Regions from separate parts of the Homo sapiens genome. Here all the other regions are linked to region 1. The links are chromatin loops, found by intact Hi-C in ENCODE. Cell type or tissue: MCF 10A. All regions are shown on one strand. Region 1 has its middle 61 kb from the start of SLC22A23. Region 2 overlaps LOC100507336 (a long non-coding RNA gene). Region 3 overlaps LOC100507336 (a long non-coding RNA gene).

The links. Peaks named below come from ENCODE experiments on the same cell type or tissue, not always from the same donor. Only the 100,000 strongest peaks of a DNase experiment are listed, where the experiment ranks them.
Region 2: it touches region 1 in a loop (7-fold over the local background); 4 of 110 quality-filtered maps call a loop at or near these places.
Region 3: a loop joins it to region 1, with 3 times the contacts of the local background. A loop is called at or near these places in 4 of 110 quality-filtered maps.

Annotation. Positions count from the first base shown.
Region 1 is chr6:3,514,506-3,522,505 of GRCh38, forward strand. No RefSeq gene overlaps it. Among named protein-coding and RNA genes, the nearest start is that of SLC22A23, 61 kb to the left of the region's middle. In MCF 10A, no CTCF peak of the experiment used is centred here; DNase peaks (open chromatin) are centred at 3,006 and 3,976.
Region 2 is chr6:3,588,366-3,596,365 of GRCh38, forward strand. LOC100507336 (a long non-coding RNA gene) reads right to left here. Exons shown (of 4, transcript NR_187650.1): 4 at 5,125-6,170. Among named protein-coding and RNA genes, the nearest start is that of SLC22A23, 140 kb to the left of the region's middle. In MCF 10A, no CTCF peak of the experiment used is centred here; a DNase peak (open chromatin) is centred at 4,176.
Region 3 is chr6:3,607,262-3,615,261 of GRCh38, forward strand. All of the region lies in intron 3 of LOC100507336 (a long non-coding RNA gene), which reads right to left. Among named protein-coding and RNA genes, the nearest start is that of PXDC1, 140 kb to the right of the region's middle. In MCF 10A, a CTCF peak has its summit at 4,913; DNase peaks (open chromatin) are centred at 5,240 and 5,580.

The DNA.
Region 1 (8,000 bases):
AATCCACAAGGAGGCAGGCATTGCAGGGGTCTCACCCTGGGATGAGCATTACAGAAGGCAAGTGAGGGCCCCCCAGCACAAGGCAAGGTGGGGCCGTGGCCTGAGGCAAGAGAGGAGTCCCATCATCATCAAGCTGAGGCTCTAAAAGAAGGAGTTAGGCAGGTTAAAGGTATGGCATGGCTCTTGCACAAGAAAGACTGACACCCAAAGATGGCTCAAGGGAAGGTCAGGGGGAAGGCAGTGTTCACTGGGCGAACTGGACAATGACCTCAGCTTGGACCTGGGTAGCAGAGAGCGAGAGGGAGCAGGCTGGGGAGAGGCTGGGGTGGAGGCACCAGGGAGCCACATCCAGATGCACAAAGAGAGAGCACAGCAAGAAGCTGGGGCTGCAGACCAGAGGGCTGGGTGTCGGCCTCTCGCTGGTGATGAGACAGGCGGCTTCTGCGAAGGGCCAGGGATGATGGAGGGGAATTGGATCCTGGAGCAGGAAAGTAGGGCATGGTTAGGGGCTGATGGAGACCTGCAGTCGCATGGAAGGAAGGCAGAGTCTCAGGGCAAGGGGTGCCCAGCGAGCCTGACGCTGGGGGTGCAAGGAAGCCAAGCATCGGAGGTGACTCCAAGTTCTGGACACAGGGACGGGGAAAAAAGTGTCATTATCGAAGATGGGGTATACATCTTGGGAAAAGGCTGACTTCTATGTATGTATGTATGTATGTATGTATGTATGTATGTATATATATTTGAGATGGAGTCTTGCTCTGTCGCCAGGCTGGAGTGCAGTGGCACAATCTCGGCTTAATGCAACCTCCACCTTCCGGGTACAAGCGATTCTCCTGCCTCAGCCTCCCAAGTAGCTGGGACTACAGGCGCACACATCACGCACGCCCAGCTAATTTTTGTATTTTTAGTAGAGATGGGGTTTTACCATGTGGGCCAGGATGGTCTCGATCTCCCGACCTCATGATCCTCCCATTTTGGCCTCCCAAAGCTCTGGGATTACAGGTGTGAGCTACTGTGCCCGGCCCACTTAGTTATTTTAAGATAGGGTCTTGCTCTGTTGTCCGAGCTGGAGTGCAATGGTGCTATCATAGCTCACTGCAACCTCGACCTTCTAGGCTCAAGTGATCCTCCTGCCTCAGCCTCCTGAGTAGCTAGGACTCCAGGTGTGTGAAATCATACCCAGATAATTTTTAAATTTTTAGTAGAGATGGGTCTCACTATATTACCCCAGCTAGTCTGCAACTCCTGACCTCAAGTGGTCCTCCCACCTTGGTTTCCCAAAGTGCTGGGATTACAGGTGTGAGCCACTGTGCCAGACTTTTACTTTTAATATTTGCAATGTTAGCATCTGAAAGCTGACTAAGCTTGTTTTCCTAGTGTGAAATTCAGGATTTATAAATTCAAATAGACTTATGAAACAAATATATGATGTATAGAATTTGTCACTGCTAACTTCTAACTGAATAAATCATTGGCTTCCTTGGTAATTGTCTGTAATTAGCAAGATTATAAATCTAAATAATGTGGAAGTTCCCCCTCACCACACACACACACACACACACGTGTGCACCTGTGCATAGTGTCTAGAATTTGTTACCAAGTTGTAATATTCAGACTGCTGAGAATTATGGCAGGATTAAACAATGCTGAGAAGGCACAGGGAGTCTGCTCTGACCTGTATAGATGTTTGATCAATTAGAGCTCTGTCAGATGGAAGGGCGGATCCCAGAGGAGGGGAGCTCTCTCTCCTGGTCTGTTCAAGGTTTGACAGTGGAGATTGGGACACAGGCTGCATAAATGAGCAGACTGCCACTAAGGTGACTCAGCTTTGAGGTCACAGTCCTGTGATTTCCCAGCTTTAAAGTCAGTGCCTCGGACTCCCTATCATCTTCCCTGCTCCCCATGATCTCCCCCGCTCCCCATCGTCTCCCCCCAGTCTCCATCATCTCCCCCGCTCCCTATCATCTTCCCTGCTCCCTATCATCTCCCCCACTCTCCATCATCTCCTCTGCTCCCCATCATCTCCCCCGCTCCCCATCATCTCCCCCGCTCTCATCTCCCCACTCCCCATCATCTCCCCAACTCTTCATCATCTCCCCACTCCCCATCATCTACCCACTCTCCATCATCTCCCCCCTCCCCATCATCTCCCCGGCTCCCCATCATCTCCTTGGCTCCCCGTCATCTCCCCCACTCCCCATCATCTCCCCCACTCTCCATCATCTTCCCGCTCCCCATCATCTCCCCCACTCCCCATCATCTCCCCTGCTCCCCATCATCTCCCCTGCTCTCATCTCCCCACTCCCCATCATCTCCCCCACTCTTCGTCATCTCCCCACTCCCCATCATCTCCCCACTCTCCATCATCTCCCCCCTCCCCATCATCTCCCCGGCTCCCCGTCATCTCCCTGGCTCCCCGTCATCTCCCCCACTCCCCATCATCTCCCCCACTCTCCATCATCTCCCCCACTCTCCATCATCTCCCCCACTCTCCATCATCTCCCCACTCCCCATCATCTCCCCCACTCTCCATCATCTCCCCCGCTCCCCATCATCTCCCCCGCTCCCCAACATCTCCCCCACTCCCCATCATCAGCCCCACTCTCCATCACCTCCCCTGCTCCCCAACATCTCCCCCCCTCCCCATCATCTCCCCCGCTCTTCATCATCTCCCCACTCCCCATCATCTCCCCACTCTCCATCATCTCCCCCCTCCCCATCATCTCCCCGGCTCCCCGTCATCTCCCCCACTCCCCATCATCAGCCCCACTCTCCATCACCTCCCCCGCTCCCCAACATCTCCCCCACTCCCCATCATCTCCCCCACTCTCCATCATCTCCTTCCGCTCTCTCAACCACCTCTCTGCAGTGGTTCACTGCAGGCCAGCGGAGTGGAATTCATGGATGCTGAGGGAGCAAGTGTGTCTGCAGAGATTTCCTTGAGGTCAAAATACATGCTTTTAGGAGAAGTCACGTTGCTTTTGCAACCCAGTGTTTCACAATGCCACATTGCTCATTACCTTTTCAAAATCTCCCTGTATGAAGCTGTTATTTTTTTTTTCTGTCCTCTGCCACTGAGCTGTCATAGAAAGGCATTATGAGAGCTAATCCCTGTAATCCCCAGGGAATTGTCCGTTATGAAGCTCCGTCCAGGTCTATCTTGCTGTCTTTCCCTGGCTTACCCAGAGCACCTGCCTTGGTGTAATCCTCCATCGCTGCCACATGGAAGTGTTTTTTCCCTTCCTAAACAAGTTCCTCTTCTGGTATGGCTGTCAGTGGACCCTGACACAGCCTTTTGGAGCAAAGCACTTGACGGTGTCCAGAATTCACATGGTAGCACACAGGTTGCACTTCCAGGAGGCAAGGAGGTAGCTCTTGACCAGAACCCTGGAACTCTGCTCTCCCAGGTGACCTTGGGGAGCCATAGCCCATCTCGGGCATCCCTGTCTCCTCTTTAGAGAGAGAAATTGAACACAGTGATCTCTGAGGTCTAAGCAGCTCTAAACCTCTGTCTTGGACAGCTAGGACAGAATTTAAATGAGCATTTATTGTTTTTCACCCACCTAGTTCTTCTAGTTAGGTTACAGAATAAGGCAATTAAGCCAAACCTGGACCCGGGCAGTGCCAGCCTGGGGCTGCAGCTGTCTTTAGTGTGTAGCCTGGCTCTAGACCTGGCCCCCGAGCAGCTGCTTCTTGACACTTCCAAAGGACAGCGCTGTTCTGTGCCCCTCCCAAAGGTGGTCCTGCAGGACCCCAAGCCTATGTGAATTTCTCTCCATAACTCGCAGGGTGGCAGGGCACAGCACAGGACCCACACGCCACCTGGGGAAGAGGAAATAGGAAACTGACCACGGCAAAAATGAACAAGAGCCAAGGATACACCAAGCTGCATTTCCAGCCAGAGGGAACGTTTGGCCTGGGATGGGCTCTGTGGATGAGTCAGCACGGGAGCGGCAAACGCGGCCTGGCAGGCCCTGGGCCTGTTATGGAGAATGTTGAATGCCCTGGGGCGCAAATGAGAGAGAAGGATGGGGAAGAGAGAGAGGCTTGCACACCAGACAGAGGCAGAGAAAGAGGCAAGAGGCATATGGCCCTGATTTTCCCTGCCAAGAGCCTGATAGTAAGAGCTAAGGCCAGTCTTCAGGTGTGCACGTTGTTTTTTCACTAAACCCTGAGTCACTGCTGCTGCCCTCCAATACGCTGGAGGTGATCGGGCATGGGAGGAGCAGGGAGGATGGGGAGGTGCAAAGCTGATGGGCTATGGACCCTTCAGCACACCCGCACACAGCTGTCAGCAGCAGCACTCATTCCTTTCTGAGCCAGGCTGCGTTCATCAGCAACCACTGTGTCCTTTGCAGGGAAAGGAGCTGAGCCCAGGGAGCTGGCAGATGCTCTCCTCAGATTTTCACCAGCAGATCCCGTTGTCTAAGGACAAAATTACTATTTTGCCAGAGTATACGGCTTTAAAGCAGAGGGCTTTAAATACATTCCAGACAGAAAGAAGGAATTCATTTTCCCCTTCAGTACAGGATCAGCTCATCTGAGGACAAGTGTGCCCTCTCCTCCTCAGCTATGTCTGGAATTAATCTCCCAGAGTTAGACTGTTTGGTGCAAAAGAGAAATGAAAAAATGCAGTCCTAGGATGTTTAACTCAACAGGTGCGAGATTCTGAAGGGGTCTGGACATGTCTGCTCTGTGTAATTAGCAAGAAAATAGTCCAGTTTAGCAAGCATTTATTAAACAGAAACTGTGTGCCAGGCCAATTGCTGGAGCTTTCAAACTCACTAAGACTGACATGATCATATGCTTTCTGATGATTTTGGTGGTTTTCAGAAAGAAAGTGAATGTTGTAATTGCTTCGTTGAGCAACTGCTTAAATAGTCACTATAGCCTCTAAAAGAATAAAAATCATTACATTTAAATTTTATTTATTTTGTAAAAGACCAAAAATAAACCGAAGCTGTTGAGCCTTAAGTGAATGTTTCTTTACCACAAAGGATATTATTTCTCTAAGGGTAAGGAAAGAGATTGCAGATAACATGAACAGGTTGGGATTTTATATATGCATGCATGCACATACACATACAATATGCATCTCAATTTTAGAACAAAGCAATTGTCTCTTTCCAAAGAAAGAAGAGGATACTGGCATTCTCATGTGGCTTTCATTTCCCCTCCTCTTCGTCTCAATTTTAGTAAGTTATGTTAGAGTTGGTTGGACTGAATCCCCCAAAAAGGTTTTCTCAAATTCTAGTCCCGAGACCTGTGAATGTGGTCTTATTTGGAAAATAGGGTCTTTGCAGAAGTCCTTGAGTTAAGATGAGGTCAGGCTGGATTGAGGTGAGACCTAAATTAGTGACTGATGTTCTCATAAGAGCAAAGTTTGAACACAGATACACAGAGGAAAGAAAGCCACATGAAGACAAAGGGATGTTGGAGTGATGCAGCTACAAGCCAAGGAATGCCAAGCATTGCCAGCAACTGCTGGAAGCTGGGAGAGAGACCTGGAACAGATTCTTCCTTGGAGCCTCCAGAAGGAACCAACTCAGCCGACACCTTGATCTGCCTTCCAGCCTCCAGAGCTGTGAGACAATAAATTTCTGTTGCTTTAAAACTAGCTAGTCTGCGGTGCTTTGTTATGGCAGCCCTAGGGAACGAAAACAGACATTTTCACATTGACCAGGTTTATGTGACTGATCACATTCCGTTTGAGAGCTATAATTCTTATTGGCGTGTAACATATGTTGTATATTTCAATAGATTCATTGCTCACCACCTGTTTCCTTAGGTCTACAGTCTCCCTTTTCCTCCTCCCCACTCCCTTCCTCGCTCCCTCCTTTCCTCCCTCTGTCCCTTCCTTCCTTCTTCCCTTTCCTTGGCTATATGTTTGCATAATTGCTCAGCCATTCTTTGCATCTAACATATGCTTGGGTAGCTCTCCCCAGACATTCTGTCTGCTCTGAGTTAGAGTAATTTGACATGACTCCTTCGAGGCCAAGCTGTTTTTCTCTATGAGCAGTCTGAAGACTGTTTCCCTTTCTGTTGGCTTAGGGGATTGCAAAGATAAAAGGAAAGAATTCAGTCACTCTGATTTGATATATTTGTTGGTCTATCTGGACTTTCTTTCATGAAAGGAAATTTTGTTAAGTGTCCAGTACTAGGACCAGCTCTGTCTTGCCCAAGGGCAGACCCCATTCCCATGGGGAAACTGGAGGGTTCAGATCTCTTCCCTGATGCAACTACTTAGTCCTCACAGGGGATTCCCCAGCTCCTTGGTCAGAAGAGGAGTGAAAGAAAGCTCTCCTCTGAGCTTGGCCCTCAGGGTTTGGAGGGTCACCAGTAGGGCTTCTGGAGATGGGGAGCAGACTGCTGAAGACCCTGCTGTGCTGGGCTGGGACTCGGGCCCCGCTCCAGAATCTAATGCTTCTTTCCTTGGCTACTGATTTTTGAAATGTACTTTTTGTGGTTACGCTCTTCTACTTTGTTGTTGTTGGGAAATTCCTTATGACTGGAATTTTAGAATGCTTGAGCTGGAAGGTAGCTTAGAATCAATCTGATCCTATGTTATGTATGACACAGGAACCATGGAACTGGAGCCCAGAAACGCTCGGCCTTCCTTCAAGGAGAGGGTGAGGTGATGGGATTTATGAATGGTGCCCAGAGTGGAAGCATGGACCCTGCAGTGGGACTGCAGACCACGCGGCACCGTGCAGTGTGCTTGTGAGTCTGAGCCAGGCAAGTCTATTACATTTCATCAGATAAACACAGTTGTCAGAGCTAGCTGGGGATGCCACAGGCAGTGTCTGAAGCAGGGTCTGGAATCAGTTGGCGGCTTCAGCCTTTACCCTGAGATGATTCTATTTGTGTGAACTGTTTTCTTTATCCCAATAGGGCAGTCTTCATATTAACCCATTTCTCCATTAGTTTAACCTTCTCACTCTTCCCGTATATGCCATTTGGGGGAGGAATGTTTTTAAAACCTAATAAGGTGAGTGCCATGAGAGCCCTACTGTCATCAATATTTACCATGATTTATTCATCACAACAAACCTTCTGAGCCCACAGCCTGCTGCTCTCATCCTTGTGTTATCCTTACACAGCCTGGTAATACAGCGTGTATTAGTCTTTTCTCGCACTGCAGTAAAGAAGTACCTGAGACTGGCCATTTATTTTAAAAAAGAGGTTTAATTGGCTCACAGTTCCAAAGTCTATTCAGGAAGCATGGCTGGGGAGGCCTCAGGAAACTTACAATCATGGCAGGAGGCGAAGAGGAAGCAGGCACATCTTCCATGGCTGGAGCAGGAAAAACGGGCTGGCGAGGTGCCACACACTTTTAAACAACCAGATCTTGTGAGAAGTCGCTCACTATCACAAGAACGGCAAGGGGGAAATCCGTCCCCATGATCCAATCGTCTCCCACCAGGCCCCTCCTCCAACACTGGGGATTACAATTTGACTGGAGATTTGGGCGGGGACACAGATCCAAACCATATCACAGCATAAGGGTGTTTATCCTCTTCTTTGGTTCATACATGGGGAGTATAGAAGCACAAAAGAGGCCTATTGCTTACCAAAAGACACTCGACAACTGAACAACTCAACAGCCCAACCCAGGAATCATCTTGAGGCACCAAGAGTCCCAAGCATGTCACTTCCCTCTGCAGACTGTGCAGCCCCTCCAGCAGGCTCGTCACAGCTCATCCAAAGCTAGGAAGTAGGGCCTCTCAGTCAGAGAATGGAGCTATTCAGTATTGTCGTTTGGATGCTTATGGATTTAACATGCGTTTCCACTGACAGGATAGCAGTTACTCTTGTTTACAGTGTTTTCCAAGGAAAAAGCTTTATGACTTAAAACTCAAGTGTTTTTCTACTTGATGTCATTGCGGCCACTTCTTGCGCCCAGCCTTAGAGGAATTGCTGGATGCAGAAGCGCTGCTGTGTGCACCACACTGTGAGCTCACGCAGAGCAGAGACTTTTCTTGTTATGTTTCCCAGCCCCT
Region 2 (8,000 bases), 74 kb after region 1:
TAGCCAGGCGTGGTGGTATACACCTCTAATCCCAGCTACTTGGGAGGCTGAGGCAGGAGAATTGCTTAAACCCAGGAGGTGGAGGATGCAGTGAGCCGAGATTGTGCCACTGCACCCCAGCCTGGGTGACAGAGCGAGACTCCATGTCAAAAAATAAAAATAAAAAACTGCAGTTACCTGAAAATCTCCTTTTTTCACTTTAATGATTTTTCTTTTCAAAAGTCTGTGTGTCCCGGTGAGAGTCACTGGTTTTAGGTAAATTAATGGTCAACTAAATATTTGCAACAAAAACATACCTTTTATTTCAGCTGAGAAATGGGAAGCGTGGCCTACAGTGTTAGCCGTGGGGCCCTGGGGCAAGTTGCTTCGCTTCTCCCTCAGGTCCAGGATTCATATCTGCGGAAGATGGGCTGGGCCAGGTGGCCAGGAGATCCCATGGGTCTGTGTGCTACAGGGCCTATGTGTTTCCAAAATATGGTCCTTTGTTTTTAAAAAAGCCAGGTGTGGTGGCTCGTGCCTGTAGTCCCAGCTACTTAGGAGGCTGAGGTGGGATAAGGCTGAGGTGGGATAACTGCTTGAGCTCAGAAGTTTGAGTCCAGCCTGGGTAACATAGTAAGACTCCATCTCAAAAAAATAAAATAAAATAAGTAAAAAGGGGCTGCCTGGTTACCTAACTATGGGAGTGCCTCCCACTGCATCTCCCATTTTGGAAGTTCCCAATGCATGCTCTCATCTTAAGTCTCTGAGAAGGACTACCTAAAAGAAACATAGTTAACCTTATTTAATCCAGAGTTTCCCAAACTTGTTAGATTCTGGACTCTTTTCTCCAGGTAATATCGTTGAACACCCCACAAAACTAGTGTTCTGCAGCAGTATGCTTTGGGGACACTACCTTACAGCATTGGGTATACAGTAGGCACCCCGCGAACATGTATTTATGGGCTTTGGTCTCATGCCCATGTAGAGCACTAGAACTCTTGGACTCCTCTGCTACTAAATCTACCAATGCACCTGTTTTCCAGTTAGGCCCCCGAGTCTAAAGAGGGACAGAAGATATTACTACCCACCAAGCTGGAGGATGGGGCGAGGGAAAGCCACAGTGGATCCACACTCCAGGCAAGAGAGTGCCGGTGGGAAAGGGAGATCCTAGGCTGCGGCAAGGTGGGCGTGCTCAGCATGATAGCAAGAGGCCGGCGCTAGGGGCCCACCATGGGGTCATCTCCCCACACAACACCCCCGCAAATATCTGTAGGGTTCACACACAGGTAAGTTTTATAGTCACATGTTGTTGAAATTTAGGCCAAGAAAGGCATCAGTCCTGCAGATGAGAAAAGAGATTCCACCTGGGCCTTGTTTTCCTAGAAATGAGGATGAGAACCATCCCACGGGGTGGATTTAGAGGACACAGAACAAGAAGGAGCATAACCAGTCCTGTGGTTCAAGCCTGCGTTTTGCAGATGGAGCCCTTGAAGCTGCATGGTTAAGTGGTGAAGCAGCTCTTCTGGTCAATGAACGCCAAGTCTGAAACACGGGCTCGGGCTTCTGACTCCATGTCAGGGCGTTTCCACGGCCGGCTCCACAGGAGGCTGCGTGACAGGGGAAAGGGAGACAGGCGGTGACCCACAGGCAGTCCAGTGTCGCTTCTTTGGCTTCTTTTTCTTCTTCATATTTCCATAGTCTTAGATGGTTACTCATTTTATTTTTAATCTACTCATACTTTATTCTTTGAAGGCATTCTTTAGTGAACCGATATTTTTTAATGCCCAGAAGTGGAAAAAAATTAATTTTTCTATTGTTCCCCACCCAGGCTTAAGTCCAAGACTATTAATTTAAATCACTGGCTTCTACAGGTAATGTACAAGGATAATTCTTTACAGATATTTACAGGAAAACATCCGCTCATTCAATGAATGTGTGCCAGGCACTGTTCTAGCCTCTGGGATTCATTATGAATAAAACAACAAAATCTCTCATCTTTGTGAAATGAACGCTCTAGTACAAAATGATGGCTGTAAACAATACGTATAACAAAGAAGTAAATCATCTTGTATGTTAGAACTGGGCTTTCCAGACCTTAGTGTACCTGAAGACCAGCTGGGAACCTTGGTAAAATGCAGATCCCGGCTCAGCAGGTCTGCGGTGACCGAGGCTGTGCAGCTCTGACCAGCTCCTGGTGATGCTATCTTGTCTGTCTGTGGTTCTCTCCCCACATTTTCAATAACAAAAACTTGGAAGTTGTCTGTAATAGGTAAGGGAGATTGCAAGGGAGAAGAAGAGCAAAGATTTGGGGGAGACGTGCTACAAGGGTATCCTGGAATGGGGTCCAAAGCTTCCAGGCTGAAAGCACTGCTGGGGCAAAGACTCTGAGGGGAGGGCATGACTGATGTGTTGGAGAAATGGCCAGGAGGCCAGTGTGGTGGCAGTGGTGTGAGCGACGGGGGAGCAGGGGGTGAGAGGACAGCAGTAAGGAGCAGTACTAGGAAACCACATGGGGTAGGGATGTGCAGCCCACAGCCAAAGCTTTGGTTTTACTCTGAAGGAAGTGGGAAGGCATGAACAATGTGGGCAATCCACACAAAGATGTGTACGTGGTTGTTCGTAGCAGCATCAACCATGAGAGCCAAGACCTTGAAACAATCTGGTTATCAGCTAGTGCACAGATAACAAAATGTGACCTGTCCACACACTGGCATACTATTCAGCAATAAACAAGGAACAAACTAAGCTGGGTGCAGTGGGTCACGCCTGTAATCCCAGAACTTTCGGAGGCCAAGGTGGGTGGATCACCTGAGGTCAGGAGTTCAAGACCAGCCTGGCCAACATGGGGAAACCCTGTCTCTACTAAAAATACAGAAAATTAGCCAGGCGTGGTGGCACATGCCTGTAATCCCAGCTAGTCGGGCGGCTGAGGCAGGAGAATCTCTTGAATCTGGGAGGTGGAGGTTGCAGTGAGCTGCGATCACGCCATTGCACTCCAGCCTGGGCAACACGAGTGAAACTCCATCTCAAAAAATAAAAATAAATAAAGGAACAAACTGCTAATCCATACTACAACATGGATGGATCTCAAAAATGTTATGCCATATGGAAGTAGCCAGATGCAAAAAAACTACAGATTGCATGAGTCCATCTCTCTGAAATGTCCAGAAAAGGCAAATTTAGACAGAAAATAGATTCGTGGCTGCCTAGAGCTTGGAGGTATTAGTAGTAGCAGGGATTAATTGCAAAGTGGAACAAGGGAACATTTTGGGATGGTGGATATGTTTTAAAACTGGATTGTGGTGATGGTTGCATAGGTCTATAAATTTACTAAAAATAACAAAATTATACACTTACAAGGGGTGAATTTTATGACATATAAGTTGTATCTTTTTTATTTTTTATTTTTTTAAGTTGTATCTTAATAAAGCTGTTTTTAAAAAAAGTTTTAAAAATGATGTGAGCTGAGGAATGACGTGCCCAACTTCCACCTTACCAATACCCCTTTGACTGGTTGTTAAAAACAGACTGCTTTGGGCAAGGGTGGAAGAAAATCCAGTTAGAAGGGCAACTTCTGCATGGCTGGGATTGTCTTTCTTTTGCCATTATTTTTGCATAATAATTTATGTAGGTATAGAATTGTGGGTTTAGAGTTACTTTCTCTTGAGTACTTTAAATATTTTTTTCATTAACTTCTAGCATCTGTTGTTTCTAATGAGAAAACTGAATGAGACAGTTTGAAATGTATTTGCCAGAAGAAAATTACTACTGTCTACTGGCTTGGTGTTTCCAATTAATAAGTAGATATTAATGTGACTCAGCAAATTGCTGTATGTCAGGAGGTTTCCTTCTTTATTGTACATAAAGATCATTAACGTACATATTTTAACATTTTGTATGAAACTTTCAACTTTTCTGACCATTTTTAATTGTATTTTTTTAATTCTTTTCATTTTAAGTCCTTTGAGATAGATAGCATTTGTTTCATCATTTTCTTTTAAACCATGAGGAAATTAACTGACTCATCGGAGATTGTTTATCCAGTTAGTGTTCATCCAGTTAGTGGCAGAGCCAACACAAATGATCAGGTCTTGTAGCTCCTGTCTGTACCATCTTTCCCGAAGACTCAGGTTATACAAGATCAGGCCTTGTCCTACGTGCTTCAGTGTTCTTCCTTTGATGCTGACACCAACAAAAAGTGTTGTGTAAGACCAGCACTCTGCTTCCTGCCATGAGTTGTGATTATGATTTCATCACAAAATATTTGACCTCCCCATTCATCATCTTGGATTAAGTCACTTCATGTTTCGTAATTCTCTTTTGTCATCTAAGACATAACAATATGAGTAACCTACCTATTCTGTGAACTACAGAGTCGTTGTAAGTGCAAAGGAGTTGGTAGTCATCTGACCAGCATGTGTAGACTATTCCTTCACATTCCCTCACCCCCACACATAGGTAATCGCAGTTTCTGAGGGTCAATCTCACACTTGCTCCTGCAATTTTGCTGTGTACCACTGCCCCCAAAGCTGCCCCGCCATGTGCAACAGACCCTCCCAGGGCTCTGTTGGGTACCAGTAAGGCACCTCTTCCAGAGCCCACTAACGCAGTGGGGGCCCCGGGGTTTTACCAACTGGTCCACTTGGCCCTATTATTTCTCTTCATTCTTTGTGAGCCATGTGGCTCCTCACTGGTGGCTGCTGCTAATATTTTAGACCCACCATTTGTGTCCTACACCTTCGAAACTGCAGGAAAGTCTCCGGGGGAGTGGGGGCAACGGGCTCTCCCCCCCGCACCCCATTAATCGTATCTTGCTGGAAGGGGCTGCAAAGCGGTGCTTAGGGAAACCTCTATTTCCACCGATAACCCTTTCCCTCAAAAATACATACTCCTTATTTTGCTGATGATGAAAACCAAGTTTCAGGTTGTTGAAGAGATTTGCCTTAGATTTCCTCTTGAGAAGACAGTAGACGGGAAATAAATCCAGCCGGAAACCCATTCAACTAACCAACACTGCCTCTTTGCATGTTTGTGCATGTAGGTAAATACATCCGTAGATTTATTTAAAGCATGTGTAAAAGCTAAGGCATATTACCTGTAGCGGTTGGTATTCTTGTAACACATTATAACACAAGGCAGCCAGAATTATTTTAATGCCATTTAATTCAAAACAAAATTGTTTAATAGGTGATTCAGTTTTATTAGGCTGATTAGCAATAATTTGCAAAAACTGTTTAAACAAGTCATGGAAAATAAAATGAAAATTTAATTAGCACCAGTGTCAAGGGTAAAAAAGCAATTAATATTAAACACTAATGTGAAGATACTGTTCTTTTGTTTTTAATTATTCAATACCACACTGAGCAGATTTTGATTATTTTTTCTTTCTGAGAAAATAAAAGGCTTTTAAAATTATACTTAATATTAGCTGTACTAACTATAAATGGTGAAACCAAAAGACTTATTTTTATTGTCAGGAAATCTAATAGTACTACTAAGAGGTCACGTAGCAATTTTAAATTTTTAAAATATTTGGCAACAGAAATCACCTGAAACTTAAAATAACCGTATGCCTTTCAGAGCTCTTTGACTTTGGAGTTTAACAAAGGGATAATCGAAACAAACCATTAATTTTCCAGAGTGGTGAAGGACAGTTATGTTGGAACATGGGCTTTTCAAGCTCGGGTGTTTTCTCGCATGGTGTTATTAGCAGAATTTAAAGAGAAGGTGCAGCCTACAGATTAAAGAACAGGCTCAAGAGACCTGATGCTTCCTTTCTCACATGTGGAACCTTTGTTGCACTCGCTGAACAGGTTTCTCAATGTGCAGCCCACAGACCATTAAAACCAGAACCTTCTAGACAGGTTGAGAATTCAGATTCTTGACCTATAGAGCGACTGAAGGGCCAGGGAATATTCATTTTAAAAGCCACTTACGGTGCTTCTCATCCATTCTGGAGTGTAAGAACCCCAGTCACAGAGGCATACTTGCTCAAAATGTCACAGGAAACCCATAGTGAGATGTAGCAACAGCTGGAGGAGGCAGAGTCATGGTTTTAGGCAGACATTGCAGAACACCTGATGTATATTCTGGATTGATCCAATGCTCAGTCTTGGGTGTGGGTACAGTTCAGCAATCTGCAGTATTAGGTAATTGCTTTTAAAGATTTCTCTGCAGTGCAATTTCTCCATCTGGAAACAAAAGCCATGCACATAAGTATCACAATTCAGACCCTGAGGCCCTCAGATAAAACACACCATGCAGTCACTGAGGACTGTGCTATCATCACACGCACCAAACCTAGAGAAAACCTCCAACAGACTCGCTCACTCACCAAATGGCCCGGTCAACAAATTTGGGTGGATAGGCCCTGTGGAGGTTCAGGAAGATTCAGCAGTAAGACATTTTTCTTCTCCTCTTTTTTTCCCCCTTATACTAACTGAAAAACTACTTAATTAAATCCGACTTAGTATTCACTAAGAGCTTAGCACTTAATTCAAATGCTTCATTTATCTTAGGAAGCAATAGCCAATAATAATAATAATGACAGCTCACATTGCTTGCATACTGGACACTGTGCGAAGTATTTTACTTACATCGTCTGTATCATCTTCACAACCCCATGGGGAAGGTGTCCTAATTAACTATATTTTGCAGATAAGGAAATGGAGGCTTGAGAAGTTACATATCACGGTCACAGATTTTGTAAGACGCAGAACCACGGCTGGACCCCACGCCTGTCTGACCTCACAGCTTACCCTCATTGTACTGCCTTTGACACAACTAAGAATGAAGTGGCTTGCCAGGTGCTGTGGGATTCCATTTGTAAAAATATGTTTTCATTTAACACATGTTTACAGAGAATCTGCTATGTGCATGTGGGGCAAAGCCCAATAAATAAATTCGGTTATTGAACCGAATGGGACTGAATTACAGTTCAAAAATCCAGAAATCCGTCGAACATGAAGCCCTGTCCTTCAGGCACAGCCCGGCCACAAGCCAGGATAGAAAGAGGAACTATAACTGTACTTAAGTGACTGTCCTCCAAGGCTGAAACATGCCACAGAAATTTGACAAATCGATAAGCTATGAAGGTCTGGTAGAGTGAGAAGGTAAGTCTGACCCTCGAACTGTGCTTGACACTATGACAAATACAAGATGATCTGTTGGAAACATTGGCATAAACTACTTAAATATCTAACCGTAGAGGATAATTAGATACCTTGCTGTTATGAATCCATAACTGTATATTCGCCAACTATGAAAAATAATGCTACATCGGAAAACAAGGTCTATTGGTGTGGAAAGATGTATATCCTGTGAGAGTGAGAAACAAAAAACAGACAAAGTGAAAAATCAGGTGACAATAGAGGATGTACACAATGTATACATTATCTTAATTTTGGAAAATCACAGATATAGATAAAGGCACATATGTCATGCATATATGTATATATGTGCATAAAAGACGAGGTTCATATGTGTTTGCAGGCATATGAAAGGCACATATTATGTGCATGTGTTTGTGTGACTATGAAAGGCACATGTGGTATGCATATGTGTTTGTGTGTATATGAAAAACACACATAATGTATGCATACACTTGTATCATAAGAGATATATCTGCATACATATATGTGTGTACGCATGCGGAAGACAATGTATATATTTTTATATAGGACACGTATGATGTGCATATATATGTTTGCATGCTCATGAAGACAAATGATTTACTCATACATTTGTGTGGCATATGGAGCACACATATAATGTGCAGGTATGTTTATATGCATATATCATTTCTGGGTGATTGGAATTGTAGCTGTTTGATATGGTTCATTTGCTTGTCTATATTTTCTGATGTTACTGTAATGTGCATGTAATTTCTTTTGCACCAAGAAGTAAACATATACAAAACTTCATTTGCAGAAGCACCCCAAATTTAATGGGCTCAATACCTTCCATGGTTGGGGACATGAATTTGGTTTTAAAAGAGAATTAGGCAAGCCATTACTGTGCAA
Region 3 (8,000 bases), 93 kb after region 1:
TTTGTATCACTGGGAATTTCTCTTTGACCTCCATCCAGTTCCACCCTCATCTTTCCATTCCTTAGTATATCTCCCTCCGTCCCGCAGCTGTGCCTTTATTTAGCCTTTGGAAGTTGGCTGCAGGGTGAAGGCTTACAGGGTCTCAGAAGGATTTCTCTCAGCTGTCCTGCTTTGTCTCTAGCATCCAGTGGGCAGTTGCCTTATAATTGAGGCCAGCTTCACAGGTGTGTGACCCGTACAGTTGCACAGGGTTTTACTCTCAGAACAGCCTGGCGCTTGGTTTCATGCTCTGCTGGAGCTGTCCTGAAACTCTTCATAATTTTATCTTCAAACCTGTGTTTTATAAAGGAGGTCTGATGGGCAGTAGGACATGTATGCTGGGCCGCTGCATGCACACAATGAGCTCAGACCTGCAGTCCTGGGAGGCAGCCCAGGCGTGGAGCAATTGGTCCAGCCAGTTGTGTAGGTGCATGCCTTGGGGCTACCTTGGGACCCTGTTGCTGCCACCATTGACATTTTCTGGGCCTAGGTTCCAGCTGGGCCACCATGGGCCCCTGCGGTGCACCTATACCGCTGGCTGAGCAATTGGTCCAGCCAGGTGTGTAGGTGCACCGCAAGGACCCAAGGTGGCCAGGCCAGAACGTAGGCCCAGACAATGGCAATGGTGGCAGCAACAGCATCGGTGGCGGCAGCAGAGGTGGTGGTCATGGCTTTGGGAGAAAGGAGGGGCTCTGCACAGCAGCAACACTGGGACCTGAGGTGGGAGTCTGGCCTGTGTGTTGATCCTCAGTCCTGTACCGGTGGCATCTGCACAGATACCAACTCCCTGGTCTGAAAGCCAGCACACAAACAGCCAGCACTCAGGCAGTAAACTTTGTCAGTGAAGTATAAAATGAAAGCACACTCGTGGACATTGCAATCAAGCATGTCAAGAAGTTAATTCGGCAACTTCCGCCCAGGACCATGTCCAGCTGGGCAACTCGGACATAAACCAAACACTAATGCAGAGGGTGAGTGCCCTCCCAGCGTGGCTTCGGCAACTTCCGCCCAGGACCATGTCCAGCTGGGCAACTGCGACATAAACCAAACATTAATGCGGAGGGTGAGTGCCCTCCCAGTGTGGCTTAAATGCAAAGCCTGTAAGCTTCCCCAGCAGGCTCTGCCCTCATCTGCTTTCCCCACCTGATCCCTCCCCCAAACCCTCCCTGCTTTCCAGCTATACAGTGTGCCACAGGTTTTTTTGACAGTTCTTCCACTACACAGGCTTCGAGCTTTTTAATTCTCACTTGGTTACCCCTGGCATACAGGAAATTGTGGGAAATTGTCCTCCATCCTCCACATTGAGACCTCTCATAGCAGGCTGTGTTGTGGGGTGTGAAAAGAGCATAGACATGGGCCAGAGAAAAGAAGGCAGTCGCTTGATGAAAAAAACCTTAAACAAACCAGAAGTTCACGTGCCCGAGACTGGCCCAGTTATCCTTCCACTCACACTAAAGCAGGGAGTGGGACGCCCCTCTACCCACATGTCCCTCCTCACTCCCTTGTTTTCTGCTCTAAATTCACCCTTACTAGTTATTTTAGCCTATTGGAAGGGTTGGTACTAGAAGAGGGAGGAAGGGCACAGATATCTGGCAAAATCCTACTCATCCTCCAAGAACCAGCTGGGACGCCACCCCTCTTGATTCCAGCTAGACATCCCTATACTGTCGGATCCTATACTGTGATCCCACAGCACCTAGTGCCTTCCTTAGTTCCTGATGCTCACCATGCCTGTGCCAGGATGGGAACCTTCTACAGTGTTCAAAGAGGAGCTTCACTGCTTACAGCCATTCCCCTTCTCTCTCCTGTCTGAGAAGAAAATGGATCCAACTTTTAGTCACTTAGCTTGGATGTTTTCTTGTTCCTGGGAAGGAACAGGAGGAGAGAAGGGAGACTTTGCTGGAAGTTAAAAAAAGATTTATGTGGATAAGAAAAAAAATGTTTTGGAAAAAAAAAGAATAAAACATGTTCAGAAAAGTGGATTTTTAAAAACAGTTTGATAGAAGATTAAGACAATGGTGGAAAGATGTTAGTGGAAGACATATGGAAGTAATAGAGAAAATAGTCAAAATATGGCACCTTTTTGAGTGGGGGTCAAGCCCCCAACCAGCTGCATGGCCTGGTCCACCCATCCTAGGCCCCAGGCCCTGGGCTGTTCCTCTGGGCTACTCCTGTGATGAGATCACAGAAAACTTCTCCAGAGGATTCTCTTGCCCCATTGGTGCTCTGGCGCCAATGCAGCTGAACACCTGCGGGAGGCACAAGGTGAAAGATGGGTCATTCCTGGGCCTCTTGCTGAGCCCTTTCCCTAGGCAGGCCTCTCACACTGCCTGCATCCAGGCACCAAGCTGGGTAGTGCTTCTCTCTGGGAAGGAGGAAGGGGAGATAGTTCACTCACCAGCAGCCAACGAATTTTCCAGCTACCAACAAACAGAATCTATTTCTGTTCATGCCTTGAGATACTGCTTGGTTCCTACTGATGAAACACATGCAGGCAACCCCCTGCAATGCTCTGTAACATCCCTAAGCCCGTCAAAAGGTAGGGTCTTGGGGTCATGGTGGTTGGAGGATTTAACCTGAATTGCTGAGATGGGCAACAGCACTCCCGTTACCTGTGGTTTGTCCTTCAGGGGCAGGGCTTGTGGGTTCTGTCTGTATATCTCCAGCACCCAACACGATATGTGAAATAGCAGGTGCTCTATTGTGAGAACAGAAGAGAGGGAGGAAGCAAAGGTTTGGAAGGAAATTTAGGACCTGAGAAAAAAGGGAAGCATTGTTCTGGGCATGACACCCACAGGGATAGCTGTGTTCTTGCTTCTTTCTAATGAGTAGCTCTTCCTTTAGAGCACAAATGCAGTCAGGGAAACAGCAAACCTGCGCTCCCTGCTCCCATCAGATGCATTTCCTTCTGGCTTCCCCCAGTGCAATGACGAGGGAAGACATTCTCCTCCTCCCATGGTGTTCTGGCAGATTAAGCTGAATAGCTCCATGTGGGTATTAAGTACAGGTTCTAACATCATTTAATTCCACTTCCTTTTGACTGAAACAAGTTCCCAGCTCATACTCGCCCTTATCCCTTGAGGCAGCAAAGCAAGTCATAAATAATCACGGTAATAATGCCATGTAAACACTTTCACTGGGAAGATGGAGGCGCTGGTTTTGAATCTCCAGGATACAGAAGATTATATACAAGTGATGATTCATATTTGCCTCAGCCCCAACAGGAGAAACTCCTTCGCCTGCTCCCCCTACCATGGAGGCCTTGCAGAGTGGGAGAGCTGGTTTTCCAAACACTGTCTTAAAGAGAGAGCATCCATTTGTTTCCTGAAGTTAAAACAGTTCTCTTTGGGAACAGTTTGATTCAGTCTTGATTCTCCCTCTTCATCATGAGATGCCTTAAAAAATTCTTCCTACTATTAGACAATTTTTTTTTTTTTGGAGATGGAGTCTCACTCTGTCGCCCAGGCTGGAGTGCAGTGGCGCGATCTTGGCTCACTGCAAGCTCTGCCTCCCGGGTTCACGCCATTCTCCTGCCTCTATTAGACAATTTATTCTGTGAGGACAGGGATCATGTCGGTCTGTTCAGCATTAAATCCCCAATACCAGCCATGCAGCAGGTGATCAGGAAAGAAGAAATCTTGAATGTTGTTAAGTTCTGATAAAACAAACCAAAACAAGGAGCAGAGACTGACCTAGTGATTGAGTGAAAGAGGTTAAGGCTCAAACTCACAGGACTGAGAACAGAACCTTCCCCACCTCTCTGAGTCCAAGCTGCCTCTCCCAGAGCTTCAGAGCCCTCCTTGCACAAGCCCGTCCCGCAGCTGACATTCGAGACACTTGTTTTTTTCATGTCTAGAATATGATAAGACAGGCATCAGAGGCAATTAGAATCAAGACGAGGAGAGTGTTCTAGGCAATAAGGACAGCCCATAAGACACTAAATAATGATTCTTTGCACTTCCATGGCACCTTTCGTCTGAGGATTTCAACGTGGATTTTAATTTTAATCACATTTCCACGATGAGGCTTCTTATTAGAGATGGAGAACTAGACCTTTGCACCTGGTGCTATACAGACACTTCACACTCAACATATTCCCAACAAAAGTCATGATCTTTTCCCCACACCTCTTCCCTTCTCTGTGTTCTCCTTCTTGGCAAAGGGCACCCTCATCCACCAGGTCCTCAGGGCTGATACCTAGACGCCATTCTAGCCTTCCAGCTCTCTCTCCCCTCCCTTACTGAGGAAAATTGTCCACTATGTCCCACCTCCCAAATGCTTCCCAGGTTCCTCTTGAGTCCAGCCCCCAACCCTGGTCCTTGGATATTTTCCTAAAGGGCAAATCCCATAATGCTGATTCCTGTCTTAAAATCCTTCAAAAGTTCTCTATTGTGAATAAATTCAAACCCTTTATTGCACCATGCAAGTCTTTTCATGACTGGTCTCTGCCTATCTCATTTTTTTATACTTTTTTTTTTTAAGACTGAGTCTCATTTGGTTGCACAGGCTGGAGTGCAGTGGCACAATCTCGGCTCACTGCAACCTCTGCCTCCCGGGTTCAAGCGATTCTCCTGCCTCAGCCTCCTGAGTAGCGGGGACTACAGGCATGCACCACCACGCCCAGCTGATTTTTTTGTATTTTTTGTAGAAATAGGGTTTCGCCATGTTGGCCAGGCTGGTCTCGAACTCCTGACCTCATGATCTGCCCGTCTCAGCCTCCCAAAGCGCTGGGATTACAGGCGTGAGCCACTGCACCCGGCCTCTCATTTTCATCTGCTGCCACCTCATCCCTCAGCTGTTCTCCCACAGCACCCACGTGCGTGTGTGCGCACACATTTACACACTTGCACATACACACCTATGCCACAAGGTGCAGGCCTGCAGTTCCCTAAACTCCCCATACTGTTTCAAGCCTCCATGCCTTTCTACCTATTATTATTCCCCACTTATTTTCCCCATGGAAAACTGCTGCCCATCTTGTAGGACACAGCTCAAGTGAAATTTCCTCTACAAAGCCTCCTATCTCACTAGGAAAAATGGGTCATTTTCTTTTGCACCACCCACATAATGTGAGCTTGTTTCATTTCTACTGCTCACCATGCTGTGTGGCAATGGTTGAGTTACAGCCACAGCCTCATTAGACGGACGCATTCTTTGAGAGCAAGTCATATTCATCTTTATATCCCCAGCACCTAGTGCAATTCTTGGCATACAGCAGGGGCTCCATCGGTGTCTAATGAACTTTTCAACAAATCAGTGAGTCCCTTCCAAAGCTGAGCCAAAGGGAGATTAAACACCTCCCTCCAAGGACAGAGACAAATGGATGGATTGCAGCCAAGAGTAATAAATTATAGCCTGAGTTTAGCCTATCCAGCCACTTATTGAAAGATGAAAATCTGTTCTTTATGTAACTTCAAACCAACACCTGCAGGAGTGATAGCTGAAAGAACTTGTACCAAACCGGATAACAATGTTTCAAAATGCTGGTGGAGGAGGGGAAAGTGTCAGGACAACCTTGTGAATCACTGGGTCTCACAGTATCTTTTGACAAAGGAAGATGCCAAAATATTTACAAACCCGTAAGTTATGCTCTAGTCTCGCAACCAGCAACTTGTAAAAATAGATGACTCATCCACAGGGAAGCTTAATGGCATGGACTGAATTCATCACCTGCTGGGCCAGAGCGATGAGCAGTAATGGCAGATTTTATGAAGAGGCAGTTTGGAGGGCGAGTGGCCTGCTGGTAAGTAACAGAGGCAGAAAATCGGGGAATAAGGATGTTGTTCATTGTATTTGTTGACAGGCAAACAGGGCAGAATAAGAAGCTTCTTTGACTCTCGAATTTTAGCACTAGAAGAAATAGTGAGGATTATATATTTCAGAAGTTCTCACCCAGGATATCAGAACACATTCAGAGTCCTGATCCCAGTTATGAGAAAGGGCCACCTTCGACTACAAATTAGAAATTGCATTTTCTACCAGAACATTAAACGACAAAGGCTGTCTACACTGGGATGTATCAGTGGAAGTGTCTCCAATGTCAACATGGGTCATAGCAGAAGAAACATGGAAAACCACTACATCTTTAGTCCAATTACTTCGTTGTAAGAAGGAACAAGTTAAGGGCCAAATTTAAAGTGACTTATCCAGGAAATAATAGATGCTGGCGAGGCTGTGGAGAAGCAGGAATGCATTTACACTGTTGGTGGGAGTGTAAATTAGTTCAACCAATGTGGAAGACAGTGTGGCGATTCCTTAAGGATCTAGAACCAGAAATACCATTTGACCCAGCAATCCCATTACTGGGTATATACCCAAAGGATGATAAATCTTTCCACTCTAAAGACACATGCACACGTATGTTTATTGCAGTAATACTTACAATAGCAAAGACTTGGAACCAACCCAAATGCCCATCAGTGATAGACTGGATAAAGAAAATGCAGCACATATACACCATGGAATACTATGCAGCTATAAAAAAGAATGAGTTCATGTCCAGGGACATGGATGAAGCTGGAAGCCATCATTCTCAGCAAACTAACACAAGAACAGAAAACCAAACACCACATGTTCTCACTCATAAGTGGGAGTTGAACAATGAGAACACATGGACACAGGGAGGGGAACATCACATACCAGGGCCTGTCAGGGGTTGAGGGGCAAGGGGAGGGAGGGCATTAGGACAAATACCTAATGCATGTGGGGCTTAAAACCTAGATGATGGGTTGACGGGTGCAGCAAACCACCATGGCACATGTATACCTATGTAAGAAACCTGCACGTTCTGCACATGAATCCCGGAACTTAAAGTAAAATTAAAAAATAAAAAATAAAAAAATAACGTGACTTATCTATTGTCACACTCCTCGCAGACCAGGGCTAAGACCAGGACCTCATCTCCTGACTTGTAGCCTCAGGACTCTTTTTGCTTCTCTGGCTGATTTCTGCATTGCTTTTGCCAGCGTTCCACGGCTGTGATATGGACCACCTTGCATTTTAACAACGTTCCAAAACTTTTGCAGGTGGGACGGTAGGAGTTGGAATCTCCAAGTTTCCTTTAGAGCCTAGCTACTTTCTGTGCTACTTTTATAACATTAATTATTAGTTTTTGTGTAATTATTATCATTAGGATAAAAAACTTTAACCTACAGGTATAATATTAATACATCTAAAATAGTGGTTCTCAACTGGGGGTAATTTTCCCACCCCATCTCCCCAGGAACAATTTGTCAATGTGCAGAGACATTTTTGAGGTGTCACAACTCAGGGGGAGAAGTGCTGCTGGCATCTGGTAGTGACCAGGGATCTTGCTGACCATTCTACAGGGCACAGGACAGCCTCACAGCAGAGAAGGATCCAGCCCCAAATGTTAATAGTGCTAATACTGAAAAATCCACTTCTAAAACAAGTGTCAGCTGAGCGTGATAGTGCACACCTGTAAGCCCAGCACTTCGGGAGGCCAGGGCAGGAGGATTGGTTGAGCCTAGGAGTTCAAGATTAGCCTGGGCAGCAAAGGGAGACTCTGTCTCTATAAAAAATTTTTAAAATATCAAAATTTTTAATACTACAAGCACATGCCTGTAGTCCAGGGAGGAATGCTTGAGTTCAGGAGGTGAGGCTACAGTGAGCCGTGATCACACCACTGCACTTTAGCCTGGGCAACAGAGAAAGATTTCGAAGAAAGGGAAGGGGAGGGGAGGGGAGGAGAGGAAGGAAAGGAAGGAAAGAAGGAAGGAAGGAAGGAAAGGAGGGGAGGGGAGGGAAGGGGAGGGGAAGAAAGGAAAGAAAGGAAGAAAGGAAGAAAGAAAGGAAAGAAAGAAACCAAGAAAAAAGAGAGGAAGGAAAGAAAGAAAAAGAAAAAAGAAAAGAAAAGAAAGAAAGAAAAAGACAAGTGCCCTGTACTAAAACAGGACTCTCCTGGGTGGTTCCATTGGCTTAGGAAAGAGCTCCTTCTCTAA